Linked DNA regions of Homo sapiens: region 1 is linked to region 2. The links are chromatin loops, found by intact Hi-C in ENCODE. Cell type or tissue: heart left ventricle. All regions are shown on one strand. Each heading gives the region's core, and the rest is flanking DNA. Links, peaks and the distances in the headings are about the cores only. Region 1 overlaps DIS3L2 (DIS3 like 3'-5' exoribonuclease 2). Region 2 overlaps DIS3L2 (DIS3 like 3'-5' exoribonuclease 2).

Evidence for each region. Peaks named below come from ENCODE experiments on the same cell type or tissue, not always from the same donor. Only the 100,000 strongest peaks of a DNase experiment are listed, where the experiment ranks them.
Region 1: it touches region 2 in a loop (4-fold over the local background); 39 of 110 quality-filtered maps call a loop at or near these places.

What each region holds. Positions count from the first base shown.
Region 1 is chr2:232,320,514-232,329,284 of GRCh38, forward strand. All of the region lies in intron 14 of DIS3L2 (DIS3 like 3'-5' exoribonuclease 2), which reads left to right. Among named protein-coding and RNA genes, the nearest start is that of ALPP, 54 kb to the right of the region's middle. RefSeq lists enhancers at 7,578-7,847, 7,918-7,967. In heart left ventricle, for the core only: CTCF peaks have their summits at 5,656 (motif pointing left), 5,869 and 6,788 (motif pointing left); DNase peaks (open chromatin) are centred at 5,288, 5,668 and 6,778.
Region 2 is chr2:232,137,902-232,146,672 of GRCh38, forward strand. The region is part of intron 8 of DIS3L2 (DIS3 like 3'-5' exoribonuclease 2); the gene reads left to right. Among named protein-coding and RNA genes, the nearest start is that of MIR562, 30 kb to the right of the region's middle. RefSeq lists a silencer at 1-232. In heart left ventricle, for the core only: CTCF peaks have their summits at 4,353 (motif pointing left) and 4,552; no DNase peak of the experiment used is centred there.

The DNA of each region.
Region 1 (8,771 bases), core at 618-8,617, 180 kb after region 2:
TGTATCGAGGCAAATGTAGCCTGTCCCATTAGGCCAGCAGAAGCCATCTTGGGTTTCTTCTGCCAAGTTCATACACCTCTGGTTCAACAGTGATAAGCTGAAGGGAAGTTGCAGGAGCCATAACTGCCACTCCTAGTCCTTTATTACTAGGGGGCTGTGCTTCCACCCCTGAAAATAAGTCTTGTTTGGCACTCAACGTTTTCTGTGGAGCAAACAAGCAAGTCATGTCTCTGAAATACCTCATTTGTTCCCCCAAACATTTCACCAGCTCCTCCATGTGCTGCTCAGCTCTGGGATACATAGATGGGCACGGCTAGGTGTTCCCCTCCCTTCCCCACCCAACAGCCTATGGTCTGCAGAGGAAAACTAGCCTCCAGAGAAGGACAGTCTGGATTCACTGTTGAGATGTGGTTTAGAATCAGCCCACAGGACCATGGAGCCAGGGAGGGAGATGTGTGAACTGAACCTGTACAGCCCCACGAGTTGCTGAGTGGAGAAGGTGGGCTTGGGTGCGGGGAGCAGAGGGGGCAGAGTGGAAATCCAGGGTGGCCTAAGAGTCTGGGTGCCTGTCACCCATGAGGAGGCCCCAAAGAGTCCCTTGGGAACAGAGGCACTGATCTCCTTGTGGCCAGTAAGTGAGCAGGGCTGAGGCAAGGAACAGGCCAGCAAAAGCCTGCGGGGGGCCAGGGAGTGTGACAACCAAGGACCCCCAGAGCACTAGCAGCTAAGGACCTCATGCCACACTCAGACCTGGGCGAGGGACTGACCTGGAGACCTCCTGAGCTTTCTCTGACTGTATGGAGCTCACCAGGGAAAACATGGGGGATGCCTGGATGCATTGCCCAGCTCCGAGCTCAGCACAAAAACTCCCTCTTGGAACAGTCTAGAAAGAGGCTCACCTGAGGCCCAGCTGTCACCCAGGGGCCATGATGTCATGTGGGCCAAGGCATCTGAGGGGCAGGGGCCTTCCGCATCCCACTGCTGCCGTGGCCCGTGGCCCACTCTGCCCTGCCCTCCTGACCCGGAGGCCCAGTGCGTCTCTGTGGGGGGTGGGAGGAGCGTCAGCAAAGGAGAGGCTGCACAGGGCGCCTTCGGCAGTGACGCGAAACCAAGAGCAGGAAAAGCAACCCTGCTCAGCCCTGGGCGACTCAGACAGGAAAGGGCCTGAGCCTGAGGCAACCAGGAGGGGGCAGCCTTATCAGGGAGGCCGTGGCGCGGGCCTGAGTGCTGCTTCTGCCCTCATCCAACTGCAGCGGGACAGAGGCAAACAAGAGGCCCCCCCTTTGTTTCCAGGGGGGCCTGGAAACAAGGCTTCCAAGGTGGCAACAGTGTCCCAGCCCAGCCAGGCGGTGGCTGCAGGGGGCCATGTGTGTGCGCCTGTGCCTGTGACCAGCCTCAGGGCCTAGGGGCAGGGAGCAGGCCAGGGGAAAGGCTCTGTCCCTGGGGCTTGGCCGGGCAGGTGGAAAGCCAGGTTCAGATGGGTGACCCTGGGCTCTGCAGCTGCTGTGGTCTGGCAGAGGGGAGGAGGCGCCCTTAGCAGTCAGGGGCAGGATGATGGTAGTGACGTAGCTGACTACGGGGGTGCCTGACCCCTGGGCAGCAATGTGCTCTCAGGGTGGGCTCTGTATTGAGTTCCCACTGTCAGCACAGCCTTTGGCTGCTGCCTCCTCCTCAGAGGGTTCAGAGCAAATGATGCAGGGTCACCTGAGGACAAAGCATGGATGGGGTGTCAGGGACCCTGGGTCTGGGAGCTTGGGCAAGCCCTTCGAGCTCACTGAGCTCCCTGTGCTCCTGCCAGGCATGAGAACTCTGACTTCTGAGACTCAGATGGACCGAGAGTGGCAAAGTGCCTGGCAGTCTCCACATCCAGCCCTGCCACACTGTGGCATGGGACCTCTGTGGTCACTTCTGTGGCCTCCCAGAGACACCATCTCCCTCTGTCACCTTAGGACCACAGTCCCCTCCCCATGCACTGGGTGTGGGGGACCAGTGAGGAGTGGATGAGGAAGTGCAGAGACCACTCTACGCTTGTTTCCCTGCAGACTTTAGTGGCTGTGTGGCTGGGGTGGTGGCCCTGCTGAAGGGGATCTGACCTGGCAGCCGTTTGGGCAGGAGCAGTTTTCAGATGTGAGCACACGTTCAAACTTGCAGCAGCAAAGCTGCTCAAGGTCCCAGGAAGCCCAGGCTTCTCTCTCGTTTTTGTGGCTGCCTTGGTAACGTGTGGGTGTAAGAGCGTGTGTATGTGCAGGAGAGAGACGGAGAGAAAGAAAGACCTGTGCATTCCAGAACACCCTTCTTCCTTGAACATCCGATTACCCAGAGCCTAATTTTAAAACCGAAGTCGATGCCTTCTTAAGTCTGCGATGGCCCAGCTGGCCTCCTTAAGTCTGTGATGGCCCAGTTCTGTTCTTGCTCCAAGTCTACGAAGCCAGCTTCCCCTGCTGGGGCTTGAAAGGGACCCCTGGCCAGGAGCAAGCAGGGCAGCAAGCAAAGCTGTTGGGGGCACTGTGGGGACTCCCCCAGGTGGCCAGGCTTCTGTGTGCCCGTGCCACCCCTCCTCAGGACCTTGTTTCCAGTTCCGGTTGGGCAGGGGCTGGCACTGGAGAGAGGCTTATGTGTCAACACCATAAAGCAGCCAGCAAGCCCTAATGACCACGCTCTGCAAGACCACACAGCACAGACTGGCACCTGGTTCTGCTTGGGGGCAGGGCCGCTGCCAGCCTGCAGGCCGCCCCTACCTCTGGGAGCAGAGCCCGAACTTGGGGAGCGAATGAGGCTTCTGGGCTGGCTTTATGCTGACAAGGGCCTTCTGCACTGTCAGCCCGGCCCCAGCTCCCAGCAAGTCTCCTTTCGCTCCCCATTACGGCCACTGGGGCTCCCTTTGGCAAGGCCTGAGGGCCCAAATGTGGCCATCTAGCCTCTGGGGACTTCCTTCCTTTGGAGCTAGAAAAACAGGTGCAGAATGTGTCTGGCTACAGCAGGGGCCCGCCCACTCACCTATAGAAAGGCCCTGCCATGGACTGAGCCTCCCAGCCTAGGAAACCTGGCTCTGGCCTCCCCTGCAGGCATATGATGTTTGGCTCCAGAGGCCTTCTCCTCTGGGCTTTTCCATGCCTGTGAACTGGGCCCCATTCATTTCTCTGTGGTTTCATGGGAACGTCCAATGCATTCAGGAGGTTGCAGTGCGCGCAGGAGGAGAGGGGTCAGCGAGAGGCCCGAGCTGTGACTGGTGGGCCACCCAGAGGCCACGGCACCCTCTGCTGGAGACTGGCAGCAGGGTGCATGGCCAGCTGTGGGTGGGGGTCCATCAGTCAAGCAGCTGCACTTTCTCCCCATCCCCCTCCCCGACCCAGGCAAGGTGCTCTGCCTGCGGCTCCCTTTCTCCAGGCCTCCACTTTCCAGCTCCCAGGCACCCAGCCCCACCCGGCCTGGCCTGGAACAGAGCTGCCACCAAGATCTCTTCCACTTTCCCTCCCCAGCAGCCTGCAATTCAGTGCTCCGTAGACCCCTGCCTCCCAGGGCTCTGCGGTTTCCACCACACTACACTCAATTTCCAGCTGCTAAGAACACAGCAGGTTCTACGTAAAGGTGGCCATCACCTGCACCCCATGGGTTGCCCAGCCATGGAGAAGAGGCCATGGTTGGGTACACAGCTTCTGAGACAGGCCCAGCAGCTGCCTTCATGGCCTCGGCAGAGCCCAGGGCTCTGGAGCTTACAGGCAGCGTGTGCCCAAGTGTGGAAAATTTGGTCTGCAGAAGAAATGAGGCTGAAATTGGCTGGGAGCAATTCTTATCAAAGCCACGTTAGCAGTTTTCAGCAAGAGCTAATTGAACAAGCTCTGTGAGTGGCCTCATTCCATTAGCAGGAGCCTCCCACAGAGCGTGACAAGGGCCCTGGTGGCTGAGGGCAGAAGAGGCTGTTTCTGTCCCACATTTGCCTTTGGCCTTTGAAAATGGACTAATTTTCAGCTTTGGGCACTGGTCCTGCCCCTCTGCCCCGGCTCCCGCTCATTTCCAAGGCCACTCTCTGAGTGTCCTGTGTGAGGAAGGGGTGAGGTGAGTTTGTCAGCACTTTATCAGGTGCATGGATCTGAAATGGGACACCTCTGGCCTCCTTGCCAGAGGGTGGCTTTGTGGTGAGGGTAGGGGAGGCAGAAGAAACTTCTAGAAATGTTGCTTTTACTGTGTTTTTTGCCCAAGTCCTAGAGTTGGGGCACCCAGGCCAGTCACATCATAAGATGTGTAATAATAATGTCTTATTTATTCGAGGCCAGGAACTTGAACATTGCTTCCCTGTTTTACAGGGAAACAAATTGAGATTACATGAGCTTAAGAAGCAAGTGAGTGGTAGGGCTGGCATTCCATGCAAGCCACTGAGGAGAAGCCCCTTGTCTCCATGGCAGGGCCAGGAGAGGGGAGGGACACCCCCCAACCCCTACCACCTGCCAGACAGGACCTTCCTGGCCACAGATGCCCTGGATCCCTGACTATCAAAACCCAGCCCCAGCCTTTCAGCTGAGCAGAGAAATACTCAGATCCAGTTCCTCGATGGTCAGGGAAGGCAGGCTTCCTCTGAAGAGCAGATCGCTTTACCCCTTTCTCATCTCATCACCTCTGAGCCCTGCCAGGGTGAGAGCAGCCTTTCCCAGCATCGTCCTTTAAGATGCGACAGAAACAGGTCCCACCTGAGCCAGCAGGAATGCGGCACCCAGTGGCTGGCTCTGCAGTCTTGATGCTCGCCGGCACCTTCAGGGTGAAGGACGCCCTGTCGTAAACGCATGAAGAGCCCTGCGTTTCATATATTGATGTTGTTGCTTTTTCTTTAGAGGAACGTTTGTGCACTGTGGGAACCTCTGTCTCTACCAGTGTCACCCTTGCTGTGGGGAGTGTGTACCGTGTGCGGGGGGCTGGTGGCCTTTCTCTGCTGTCTGCCACAGTTTGTGAGGGGCTCGCTGAGCCTCATACCTGAGCCTCCCCCTCCCCACCCCCTCCTGCCCCAGGGAGGCCCAGAACCAGGGAGGAGAGGTGCTGGGAGTGAGTGCCGAGGAGCTGGGGTCCTGGCCCTGCAGCCACTGTCACAGCACAGCCCCACCCCAGACCTCCAGAGTGGTGGGGCCCTGGTGGTGCAGGTTCCAGACGCTTGGCTGATGCCAGGCCTGGATCCAAGGCCCCCGTCTCCGAGGCCTTAGCTTGCTGTTCTGGAAGGTGATGCTGGCTGGCAGCCATTCCCAGCCCCTCGGAAAGCAGTTGTCAGGCAGTCCCTGAGCTCCAGCGCCCCATCCCCCGCAGGGCCCAGTGATCTCACGCCTGTGCCCCTGGTGCTGGGAGGAGTGGGGTGACACTAGGGCCAGTGCCCACATCAGAGGAGGAAGGTATGAGGCCAGGGCAGGGGGCAGGGCGCCCTCCCGTCCAGCAGCCCCAGTGCCCACTCTGCGCCCTTCGGGGCTCCCGTGGCCCAGAGTGTGGAGCGGCTCAACCTGACCACCCAGGATAGCTTGGGGGCGTTTCGGAGGTTTGGCTGCCTAGGCTGTGCACCTAGCACAGCTCCCCAGGAGAGGGAGGGAGGAGGTCAGGGGAGAGGGCCCTGCTGACCGGGTCATCTCTGGCCCTGGGTTCCCATAGGAGCGCCTAGGCTCTAAGCTGGAGCCTCCCCATCCCAGGACCTTGGGGAGAAAGAGGCTGGGCGCCACCTGCTGGCCCACCAGGGAATTGACAGGGTGGGGGACTGTGGAGCCTGTGCTGGCCGCAGATGAGAGCCCTGACTCCCACCTTCCCTACCCCACCCACCCTGCACCGTCCAGCTCAGTTCTCTGACCCGTGGTGCCAGGTCCCATTTGCAATGGCGAATACTGAACTCGGTGCAACTCTGGCTGCTGGCAGCTGGGCTTGGCCTGCACCTTTCTGTCCCCAAACTCCACTGGGGACCCACCTTCCAGCCACCCCAGGGTGCCACCGCCAGAGCCAGGGGTCAGCCCCACCTTCATTCACTCCTACTCATAGCCTACCTGTTCACTCTGCCCCCATCTGCTACTTGCAGCATCAGAAGGACATGAGGGCACCAAACAGCCCCTGCAGCTGTCCTCAAACATCATGGCCAAGGCTGCACCTGGGAAGTGGACTTTCTGTGGTGCTAGCTCCCTCCTCAGTGCCCTTGACCTTTGTCTGGGTCCCTGCTTAATGTGGCCTAACTAGTTGGGCCAGAGCTCCACAGGTGCTGTCCTGACTCCCAGCCCCAGGAGGGAGGGAGAGGCTGAGACGGCAAGGGAAGCAGAGACTCAGCCACACCAAGGGCCCTGGCAAGGTGGGCCTCTCCTCCATAGCCTCACCAGGCTTCACGTTCAAGGTCACCAAGAGTGCACTTGTTCACTGTCGAGGGCAGAGGTGACTCCTGGGACTGTGCTGGGGGTCCAGGGAGAGCAGGTAGCGGAGTTGCCAGGGAAGCAGCTTGCCTGAGGTCTGTGGTCTTGGCAGGGGCTTCCACAGCGGCCCCACCCTCTCCCTGTCCCCTCCCTCCTGTCCTTGTCCTCGTGTTTACTGAAAACCATGAGAAGGGATGTGGAGAGCGCCTGCAGGAACTGAGAGCAGGAGCCTGGCTCAGCCCTGAGAGGCCCCCAGATATTCAATTCCTAAACCCATAGAGGGTGGGGCATGGGCACAGAGGAGTAACCAGGGGCCACCTCACACAGCCCTGCTCTTTCACCCTGCCCGCCTGGTGGCCTCCTTAGCCTGCAGCCTCAGTGCTGCCCGCTATGGGGTCATGCTGCCTCCTGCTGGCCACACTGCAAAATGCAGCCCAGGGTCGGGCCTAAGGCTACACTTGTCCCTCTTCCGGCAAGCCTGCAGCTGGGCTGGAGGGGAAAGCAGGCACCACAGAATTGCCTGGATGCTCCTGCCCAGGAGGATTGTCCGACTGCATGGGGAGAAAAGTCCAGAACCGTGCCTGGCACATAGTAGTTTTTATGGAGTGAGAGGGCAAAAGTACGCATGATTGTGTGCATCTGAAGTATTTCCGTGCTGATGGCCTGACCAGTATCAGATTATTTTTCAAGCAGGAATTTTGATTCCTCTTGGGTTCACAATATCTTATTATGAAATCCGAATAAGAACAGTCTAATGGCACCAGACAGTGATACAGGTGAGCCTAGAACAGTCAGTGTTCATGTGGGGGACTGCAGCCTGCTTTTCAGGGAGGCTTCAAAAGAATTGAGGAACACAGATTGATGGCAGGGATGAAAATCACAGGGCATATTGAGGAGACCCCCAGCTGGCCATGTGGGGGGCAGGTGGGGCAACAGGAGAACAGTGCCTGCGTCCTGAGGGCTTTCAATGCATCAGGCAGAGGGCCTGCCAGTGCAGAACCTGTTTTCTCTGCGTCCATGACAGCCCTGAGCAGGTGCCATTGTGACCCCTGTCCTGCATTTGAGACAGAGGATGGGGAGGGCTCTGTGATTTGTTCAGAATCCCACGGCAAGAAAGTTGTGGAGCTGAGAGTCAAACCTGGGCTTGGGAGACTTGTAGTGGGTTAAGGGCTTGAACACAGGGTTTTTGGCAGGAAGTGGTGGGCACAAGCACAGATTAGGGCTGGGAGGTGGGGTGGCACATCACAGGCCGTTACTGCCACCCAGAGGGCAACATGGATGCTCCTCCTTTTACCTGCTGGGTGTCCTGTGTGGTAGAAGGGCAGGCTGAAGCTTGATCCTTGTGGTCACACATCCCAGCTGTCACCTGCCTTACTGTGTGCCATGAGCCAGCCCAAAAAAGTCCCCACTAGTCCCCAGGGGAGGCGCTAGGGGTGCTGGGCTGGCTTCCCTCCTCTCCAGGTGGTGCCTGCCCTCCTGGGGCATTTCCCAGCCCTTCTTCCTCTGCATCTCAGGCTCCCTGGGGAGGCAGATATGCTCTCAGGACATCCTGGCAGAGCACAGCCACACGTCTGCCCTGGCAGGCCCACCCTGGGTGGAGGAGGGGCTCTATATGCCAGGGCTCTCTCTCTCGGTGGCTGGCTTTCTTTCCACGAGCATGGCCAGATGACGAGGCTCACCCGCAGCACTACTCACACCTCCAGGAAGGGAAGTTGATGGCAGGGTTCTGGCTGCAGCCAGGCCTGCGGGAGCTTCCTCCCTGATCTCTCTCACTCAAGGGGAAAGCTCAGGGCTGGGCATGAAGGCTGGGGAAAGGCAGGGAAGGCAGAGTCCCCCCAGGCTGGTCAAGGCCCCGATAGCCCCATGTCTCCCTGAGGGGGCGGCTTTCCCCATGAAGAGGGTCCTGGTCACCAAGGCATGAGGACATGCCCAAGGCTGGCCCATCACAACAGGCTCCAGCTCTTGTGCACATGTGTGATCTTCTTGTCCCACCAAAGGCGGGAAAAAGAAGTGCGTGGCCTCCTGCCCCAGATTTGGTGGTAGGGTCAGTGGTGCTGACCTCAGTGCTGTGTGATACCAGCCCCCCAGCCTTTGCCTGGTTCATGTCCCACATCGCCTATCGGTCCCCGCTCCTTCAGTCTGGGACCTTGGCCTGCTCAGTCCTTCTGTGGGGAGCCACATCCATTCACAGTGACTGTTGAGTCTAATGACAGACACCCAAGTGCTGCAAAGCCAGAGCAGCAGCCCCTGAAAGGGTGACTCTGGGGTCTCACCCCATCCCCACTCCTGCCCTGTCCTCTGGTGAGGGCTTCCCTCCTGCTGCCTCAGACTGTCCTGTCTACCCTCAGAGACCCTGTTGGGAGGCTTCCCTCCAACAAGGCACCGTCCCCAGAGGAGAAGGGAGCCCAGCAC
Region 2 (8,771 bases), core at 609-8,608:
TCTTACAAGCTTGCCCGTTTCTCACCATCAAATCAAAAGGCCCAGTAACGGTTGTGCCACCTGGTCCTGTTGATTGTGCAGCCACACTCTGTTTGGCAGTAAAAGAGGAAGACTTTCACATCAAACCAGGAAATCCAGCCTTGTTTTTTATCTGCCTTTCTGTCGTATCCCATTGTGTGTACTTGATTGGACTACTTCCTTAGTTTTCAAGTTGTAAGGGTGTAGTCAGGAAATCTTCATAGTATGAGTTTCTCTTATTACTTTCATGGCCTTATAGGTATTTTTTAATTTTTATTTTTTTTATAGCTGAGCCATTACTTCATCAGGAACCCTTTTCTTGAAGGTAAAATACAACAAAAAGGGAGTCAGGTCTTTGAAGCCTCAAGCACATTTGCTGGATTTAAAGAAATAATATTTAAAAAGTCACATATTAATCATGTAATTTTCAAAATAAAAAATGAAGATAATCATATTTAGATGGAAACATCATGCTTTTTCTCTACCTTCTTAATATAAGGATATAAAAATTGTCATTTATGGAAATATGCCTTTTAAAATCTTTGTGAAGAAGAGAAAATTTATTTTAAGAAATAAAACATGGTAGGTTTTCCTGATGAATTTCTCAAATGACGTCTGTTGTATGAGGGGTGAGGGCTGCAGCTGTTGAGTATGTTGGTGGTCGCCTTGCCATTTTGTTCTGGTTATCCGTTACTGATCTTTAAGAACTGAGGTCACTTTTTCTTAATCAGAACATGCTGTGCTATGACTGCCTAGGTTTCCTCCCTTATCTTTGCCAGGCTTTGACCAGGAGTGTGACGGTAATACCTGCTGTGGGTGCGAAAGTGTTATGGTTAGCTTCCACATAAACTATCCCTAAAAATCAAGTTTAGCTAAGGTGGCTTCCTTCTCAATTTGTTCCCAACTCCTATACCTCTCTCCTTAAAAGTATCGGACTTCCTTTGCCTATGTAATTGCTTCTAATTATTCAAGTTCAAAGTCATTTTCCTCTTCTGTAGTTACATTTAGTTCACCAGGCTGGTTTTGATCCAACTATGTGTAAAGCACTATGCTATATTATCTGAGAAATACAATGGTAAACAAGTTATGGATTCGTTACTTAAGGAACTTATAGTCTAATGCAAAAGGATTTTTGCATGTATATATCATAGCGATAATTTGATTCTAAGAAGTGTAATCCCACTTGAACTAATTTAAATAAAAGTAGAGATTAATATAAGAAGCTGGTGATTCTTTTAAAAACCAGAGCAGGAAATGGAGGAAGTCTCATGAGAAAATCAGAACTAACAAGGCAACAAAGGAACCACAGCTTCTCTTTCACCCCTGTGACTAGCCCAGCCACCACACAGTATCTTTTCTTTACCCCTTTTTGCACATGAGCTGTGTTATTCTGCTTCTCTCTGCACAGTAGTCTTCTACCTGCACAACAGCACACGTGGCCCCAAAATGGCACTGCCAGTCCTATGGCAGTTACATACTAAAGTCTAGATCATAATACAGAATTTCTATGGTGGAAAATCTTACTGGTCTAGCTTGAGGCAGGTGTTTTCCCTCGTCAGTAGTTTCAAGCAGAGGTGGGGGTCCAGAGTCCCATCCATGACTCACACCCAATTTGCAGCGCTGTGGGACTCCTGGGAAAGAGCGTGGATAAAACAGATGGCTTGAATGGCTTATCTCTTTGAGTTCTACCTACAGTACAAAACAGAATGTTCTAAGTTCTTCCATAGAATAGAATAATTTGGGGGAATTTAGAGGAGGTAGGTAAAGGGGGAAATCCAGGATCATTTCTTATAGGACAGAGGCCTCTTTGCTAAAAGATCACTCTGACTGAGAGTAAAGAATAGATGAGAAGGGACATGCCTAGTAGCAGGAGGTCATAATACACAATTGCAGTAAGACAGATGAGGTGGGAGAACCTGAAATAAAGGGTTGCAATGGAGGAAACAAAAGAAATGAAAAGATTCAGGGGAGATTAAGAAGGTAAATTCTCCCAGATGCGATGACTAATTAGAAATAGGGCATGAGGGAGAAGGATGGAATCTTGGATGAACTTTCAGGGCTCTGACTAGGGGGAGTGGGTGGATGCTGATGGCATTTAACCACAATTTACTGGGAGCCATCTCAGTTCCTTCTGTGGTCTTCACTATCGAAAATCAAACTTGCCATTTCCCAAGCTGAGTGTGTATGTTCATAGTTCCAAACTTTTGCACATTACACTTCCTTTCCTAACAGTGGCTTTCTCCTTCCTCTAGTGTTTGCTTGGTGAAATACTCAACTTTTAAACTCATTTGTCCACTCAAAAAAAAATGTTCCTTGACTCACAGGCCTCCCTTCTGGTGCTCCCATAGCTTCTATTAGTACTATTATTATATTTCTCATCTGTTTGGTTTGCAATTGCTTGTTTGTTTTACTTGGCCATGAACTCCTTTAGGACAAGGACACTTGGTGAACATTTGCTAGCTGGTCAGATGAGTAGATGGAAATGGATTGATGACCCCAATGTCTTGAGCCAGGTTGACTAGGAAGATGTTGCACCATGAATCAAGCTAGAAAACACACAAGGAGTAATTTGGAACAGAAAATGATGAGAACTAAGGTTCTATGACTTCAAAGTCCATGCTTGACAATGGCATACAACAAGTATAAAAACTCAGGTGGAGAACGCCAAATTGAGAAGGCACAGATATTTAACAGAAGGATTGAATAGAATGCACACATTAATAGAATATATGATGTTAGTAGCTTTGGAAGGATCCTTAGGTAGGACATGGAGCTTGGCCTCCCCTTTGCTGTAAGCATTGCTTCTCTGACACCCTAGTGCTGCCTTGGGGCCACCATTTAGGGGCAGCTCAAAGAGTATTACAACATTGGAGACTTCCAGTTGTTATAAAGTTATTTTCTATCTTGTTCTTAGAATTGTCATGAGAGATCTCAGTTGAACCTTGTTCACCTCTCTATACATCACATCGCCCACATTTTTATGAATCTTGTTCTGTAATGCTATCAAAACCCAAGTGAACCCTTGCTAGCTTTTAGGGATCACTGTTTTTTGTTATACATTACAACATATTTAGTACCTTTAATATTTAGTACTACACTCTAGTCCAGGATAATTAAAAAGCCACATTGGTTTCTTCGCTGGAATGATCTGCAATTACATAATCAGATTTACAGTTTTAAGAGCTTCCCAACCTCTTAAATCATCTTTCCCTTTAGAAACTCTTGCAGTGGAATTCATGCCTATATTTTCTCAGCCCTTTGGGAAATCTGGTATCCTCAGTCTAGAGTTTACAGTTCCAGCTTCTCTTTCCGGGATGTCTTGAGCGTAGAGATAGCATGGTCACTTTCTCCCAGATTTGTCATGGTTTCTTCTTGACTATTTAAGGGTAAGTCTTGAATAAAATGGAAACGTTTTACAGCAGCTACCGTGAGGAACTTAATAGTGTTTCTTGGCAACACTGAAGGCTAGCTGAAGATATGTGACATGAATCGACCTAGAGCAAATTGACACATTTATATTATTTTATCAAGCAAAGTCTGGTGGTTTTGAGGGGTGGAGGAGGAGGAGGAAAAATGAATAGGTCATTACAGGCTGAGAAGTTCTTGGTTGAACATGGGATTGCCTAGGCTTAATGGGAGGCTGTGGAAATGAGAAACAGAGAATGGGTCACAGTGCTGCTGGCTTTAATGAGTGTGAAGGACAGCAGGTTCCATTGGAGCAGATGACGGAGTGAGGTGAAAGCAGAGGAAGGGAAATTCTGACCTTAGAGGACTGTGGTAGAGATGGGAAGTAGGGGGTGGAGGTCTGTTCTGGTATCACCTTTGTCTCCTAGCTTTTCACCTTGTGGTGGTTGTTAGCCAGTCAGCAATATTTATTGACCCATGGAAGCAAATACTTTTACATTCCATTCAGTTTTGATAGATACTCAGTTTCTTACAGGGTAGATAGGAATTGAAGAGGTGGTCATTAAATTACATTAAATACATTGAATTGTAATTAGTAGGAAAATTAAACCATGACTAGATTGATAGAAAAAACAAACAGAAGAAATTAGTTTGTTTCATTGAAGCATAGGCTCCAAGATTAGCAAACTGAAAAATAACTGTATCCAATCTTTCCCTTTGCAAAAGGAATATTTCACCTTTTTGAGAGCATGTTCTTTAAAGATAGCTCTGAGGGAGAAACCAAGTTATATAATGCTATGGACTCGCATTACCAGATCTATAGAGTTTGTATGTTCTTTTCAAGGGGTATGGACCTGGCCGGCTAGGAGGCAAAAAGCAAATCAGGCTGAGGAGGGGGCTCTTTTTTTGTGACTGTTGGGCTCCACCTGGTGGCCTGTAAGGATCAGCTTTGGAAAAAGCTGTGTCTTCAACACTGAGAAAATCCTGGTCAAGGCAGAGCAAAAGTTAAAGGAATGGAGGAGAATGATCCTGATCCAGGCTTAGGTTACCAAATTGTTCCTTTCCTTGATGAGCACTGCATGCAGTTTTGGCACTTCTTCCAAAGTCGCCATCTTCAACTGCAATTTCTAGTGCACCTTCTTGAAAATATTATGATGTTAGAGGACCTTAGATAACCATCAACCTCCTCTTATACTCATTAAATCCTTTCAGCTTCCTCTTTGCTTTCTTCATATCAACACCAATTCACTCTTAAATTTCAAGACCTTTTCTTAAATAACTCAGTATTGTTGACTCTTACTTCTTTTCTCCATGCTTTTATCTATTTTCACTGATAAAAACACCGTTCCTGAAGTCCCTATTCCTTAAGTGCTACTTTCTGCTGTGTCATAGTACTGAGCCATAAGAAGCGAAAATAACTCGTTCCCTCTCCTGATTATAGAAAATAATACATAAAATATACAGCCAAAGACAAGTGTATTTGCCACACTTCGTTTTTACTTTGTATTGTTGGAAGTTTGGGCCCTCGGTATAGTTGATGTTTGATTGTTCCCCACTTGTACATTCTCAGGGCTGTGATGCCATTATATCTGTTTGCATGGAGTTTCCAACATTGGACCAACATGTATGAGAGCATGTATTTAAGAGTAGTAATACGATAGTGGTAATCACTGCAAGAGTGCATGACTGTCTTCTAAATATCGTCTAGTTGTAAGACTAGGAGTTTATAAGAATATTTAGTAGAGGAAAGATGATGAATGGCTGAGAACACTAATCTTGACTATTTAATGTTCCTGTTTTCTTTAAGGCAAAGAGGCCAATTTGAAGGACTTTCTTGTTATATTTTTTTCTGTCTGTAGCTGGTCCCTTTCCTCAGTACGTTTTTAATAGGCATATCACCCAGGATAGTAGATCTGATGCTTATTTATATAGAATGTTTATATGTTTCCCAAGGCCCCCACCTATCATATGTAGGAAGTTGGGAATATTGTTGCAGTGCCATTCAGATTAATTTTACAGTAGGACTCAGTTGGAATGTCATTCTTTGTGAATGGCAGCAGTATTCATGGAGGAGCTCTAGTGAAGAAAAATTGAAGTGGTGATCATTATAAATAACTCTATGGAGGAAAACTTTCTCTCTTACAACTATTATTGAAATATCAAATTAACAAACATTTCTAAATTTTATTTTTTCCAAATACATACATATTGAATATTTACTGTTAAATTTATTCAAATGTGTACTATTGAAAATGAAAATTTCCCAGAGTTTCACCCCCGGAAACGATCACTATTAAGGTTTTGGTATACATTTGACTAAAATATTGTTTTAAAAATATTTATCAACTTTAATTACAAAGCATATTTCACAGGAAAAAGAATATATGTAACACTTCTATAATTTTTGAAACCTAATACTAAAACCAACCCATGAACTCATGAACCAGATTAAGAAGTATAACATCACCAATACTGTTCAAGTTCCCTGTCTGTTCTCCTGTATCCTAAACCATAATTTTTTCCCCAGAGGTAACCACCATCTCAAATATACTAATGAAAATGTATTTAAAAAAAAATTTACCCATATTTATAACCCTAAATGTTATTTTGTTTTGCTTGTTTTTGAACCTTTACAAAATACCGTGTTATATATATTCTTCTATCATTTGCCTTTTTTCATTTAACATGTTTCTAAAATATACTCACATATTTCACTCATTTTAGTCGATAATATTTCCATTTTCTGAAATATACCATAATTTAGCAATGTACATTTGGGTTGAACAGAGGATTTTGCTCCTGAAAACGTTCCAGTGCTCATTAACTAAAGTTTTTCTAGACTCTACTTAAAAAGGAAATTACTGAATCATACATAGGTACATGTTTAACTTTACAACTTTCTAGCCAAACCATTCCCAAAGTGATTGTACCCATTTTTAGTCCTGCCAGCAGTGTGTATGCAGTTCCATTGCTCCACATTCTTATTTACACTTGTTAGACTCATTTTTGCCAGCCAGGTGGGTAAAAATAGTGATAATCGTTGGGTGATTTTTGTTATTTTTTTCCTAATTACTGATGAGGTTGAACATCTTTCCATATACTCATGGTCATGTTTCCTCTTCTAGACAGTGTTTTCATGTTTTTACCCATTTTTTTAACAGTTAATTTTTTATTTAGATAATTTTGATTACAGAAATTGCAAAAATGGAACAGAGAGTTCCTGTATATCTTTTAACCTATCTTCTCCTTATGTTTACATCTTACATGACCATGGAATACTTATCAGAAGTAAGCAGTTAATCTTGGTATGATACCAAGTATAGGTCTTACTCAGATTTTATCACTATTTCCACTAACATTCTCTTTCAGTTGCAGAATCTGGGTCCAGAATCCCGTAATACAGTTAGCTGTGTCTCTGTAGTCTCTCCAATTTGTGACATTTCTTACTCTTTACTTGTCCTTCACGAACTTTACACTTTTAAAGAGTACTGGCCAGTGATTTTGTAAAACGTTTCTCAGTTTGTGTTTGTCTAATGTTCTCTCATGATTAGATCAAGATTAGACATTATTGGGAAAGATACCACAGAGGTGATGTGCATCTTATCGGGGGCACATAATGTCAGTAAGTAATACTGGTGATGTTCACCTTGATCACCTGGTTAAGGAGGCATCTGCCATGATTCCTAACTTACTACTTTTTTCCCTTGTAATTATTATACTGTATTTTTGGAAAGATTTTTTGAGTCTGTGTAATATTCTGTTTCTGCTTAATTTCACCCATTCATTTTAGCATACATTGGTGCTTTTACCCATTTTTAATTGGGCTGTTTGTCATTTGATTTTTTTGGAGTTAAAAATACATATTCCAGAAAGTAATCTTTTTAGCAGTCACTGATATGGAAATTATCTTCTCTCCAGTTTGTGAGTTGTCTTTTCCTGTTATTAATGGTATCTTCTGAAGAATAGATGTTTGAAGTTGTCTTTTTTGTTTGCTGCCAGCATGTAGAATTACAGTTAATTTTTATACATTATCCTATATCCAGCCATCTTGCCATATCCCCTTATTCATTTCAGTACTTGAGATGTAATTTCCTTTGGCTCTTCTATGTAGATAATCACATCATTGGTAAGTAATGAGAGTTTTATTTCTTCCATTCTAATCTGTATGACTTTTATTTCTTTTTCTTATCTTGAATTGGCAACTCACAATTGGAGAGGAGGTATTTCCCACACAGTAACTGATAAAAGTTCAGTTTTGAATAAAAGCAATAGTAGCAGGCATTTTTTTTAATTCCTGATTTTTTGATGTGTTAATAAGTTTGCTAATGTGGCAGCTAATTATGGTAGGACTGGATAATTTACTGAAGTACTTATCTTTGAGTTTTATTTGTTTTTGCCATCCTCTGTTTTCTTAGCTTTCCTTTGGCATTTCAAGGAAGAATAGTATGCCTCTCTAATAGGTACAAAGCATTAATTTGTTTATTTACATATTCAGTCACCAACATGTGTTGGACACCAAAGGCATACAAGTCTCAGTGGTACACAGAAATAAAGAAATGTTTATTCTTTTTATGGATGATCCCCCCCATCTATTGATAAGGAAGAGGCATACCTAAAGCACCATGACACAGCTAGAAAGTGGCACATGCAAGAAAGAGGATATAACCAAAGGATAGGGACAGTACTGATGAGGCAGATCCACTCTAGGAGACAGGGATGGCTTCCTGGCCTTGCTGCTATATTCCATGAAGATGAAATGATCTGGGTATATGCTTTGTGGGCCTAGTTCAACATGGAAGTTATAAAGGGAGCACCTTTAGGATAGAATTATGTTGCCTAAGGAAGGGCCATTTATGGTATTCTTATGCTCTAGAACCCAGCAGTTCCATGTCAGTGTGTAGTGAATACCTCTACAAGATCTATGATGCCAACAGTACTAAGATTTTATTTTTGGTAGTAAGAGCTTTACATTTTCTGTTGCAGAGTGAATGGAGGGAAAGGGAAGTTTGCTTCTCATGGATGATCTTTTTAAATAGTTTGTAGTAGGATGCTTTTAGCAGCAAATTATAAAAATGCCTGACTCAGAGTGACTTAATAAGAGAAAATATTATCTCATATAGTGGGAATTCAAAGGTTGTGCAGCTGCAGACCCAGTAAAGTCAGTGACTGGATGATGTTATCAGGTTGCCTTTTGCTGTCCTCAGCAATCCAGTGGTGGTTTCTCTATGGTTGTGAAGATGGCTGCCAGTATGATTAGGCTACCTGCTTTCTTGATGACATGTGACACAAAAAGGGAGACCCTGTCTGCCAACAATGCTATTGACTACAGTCACCAGGGGAGGCCATAC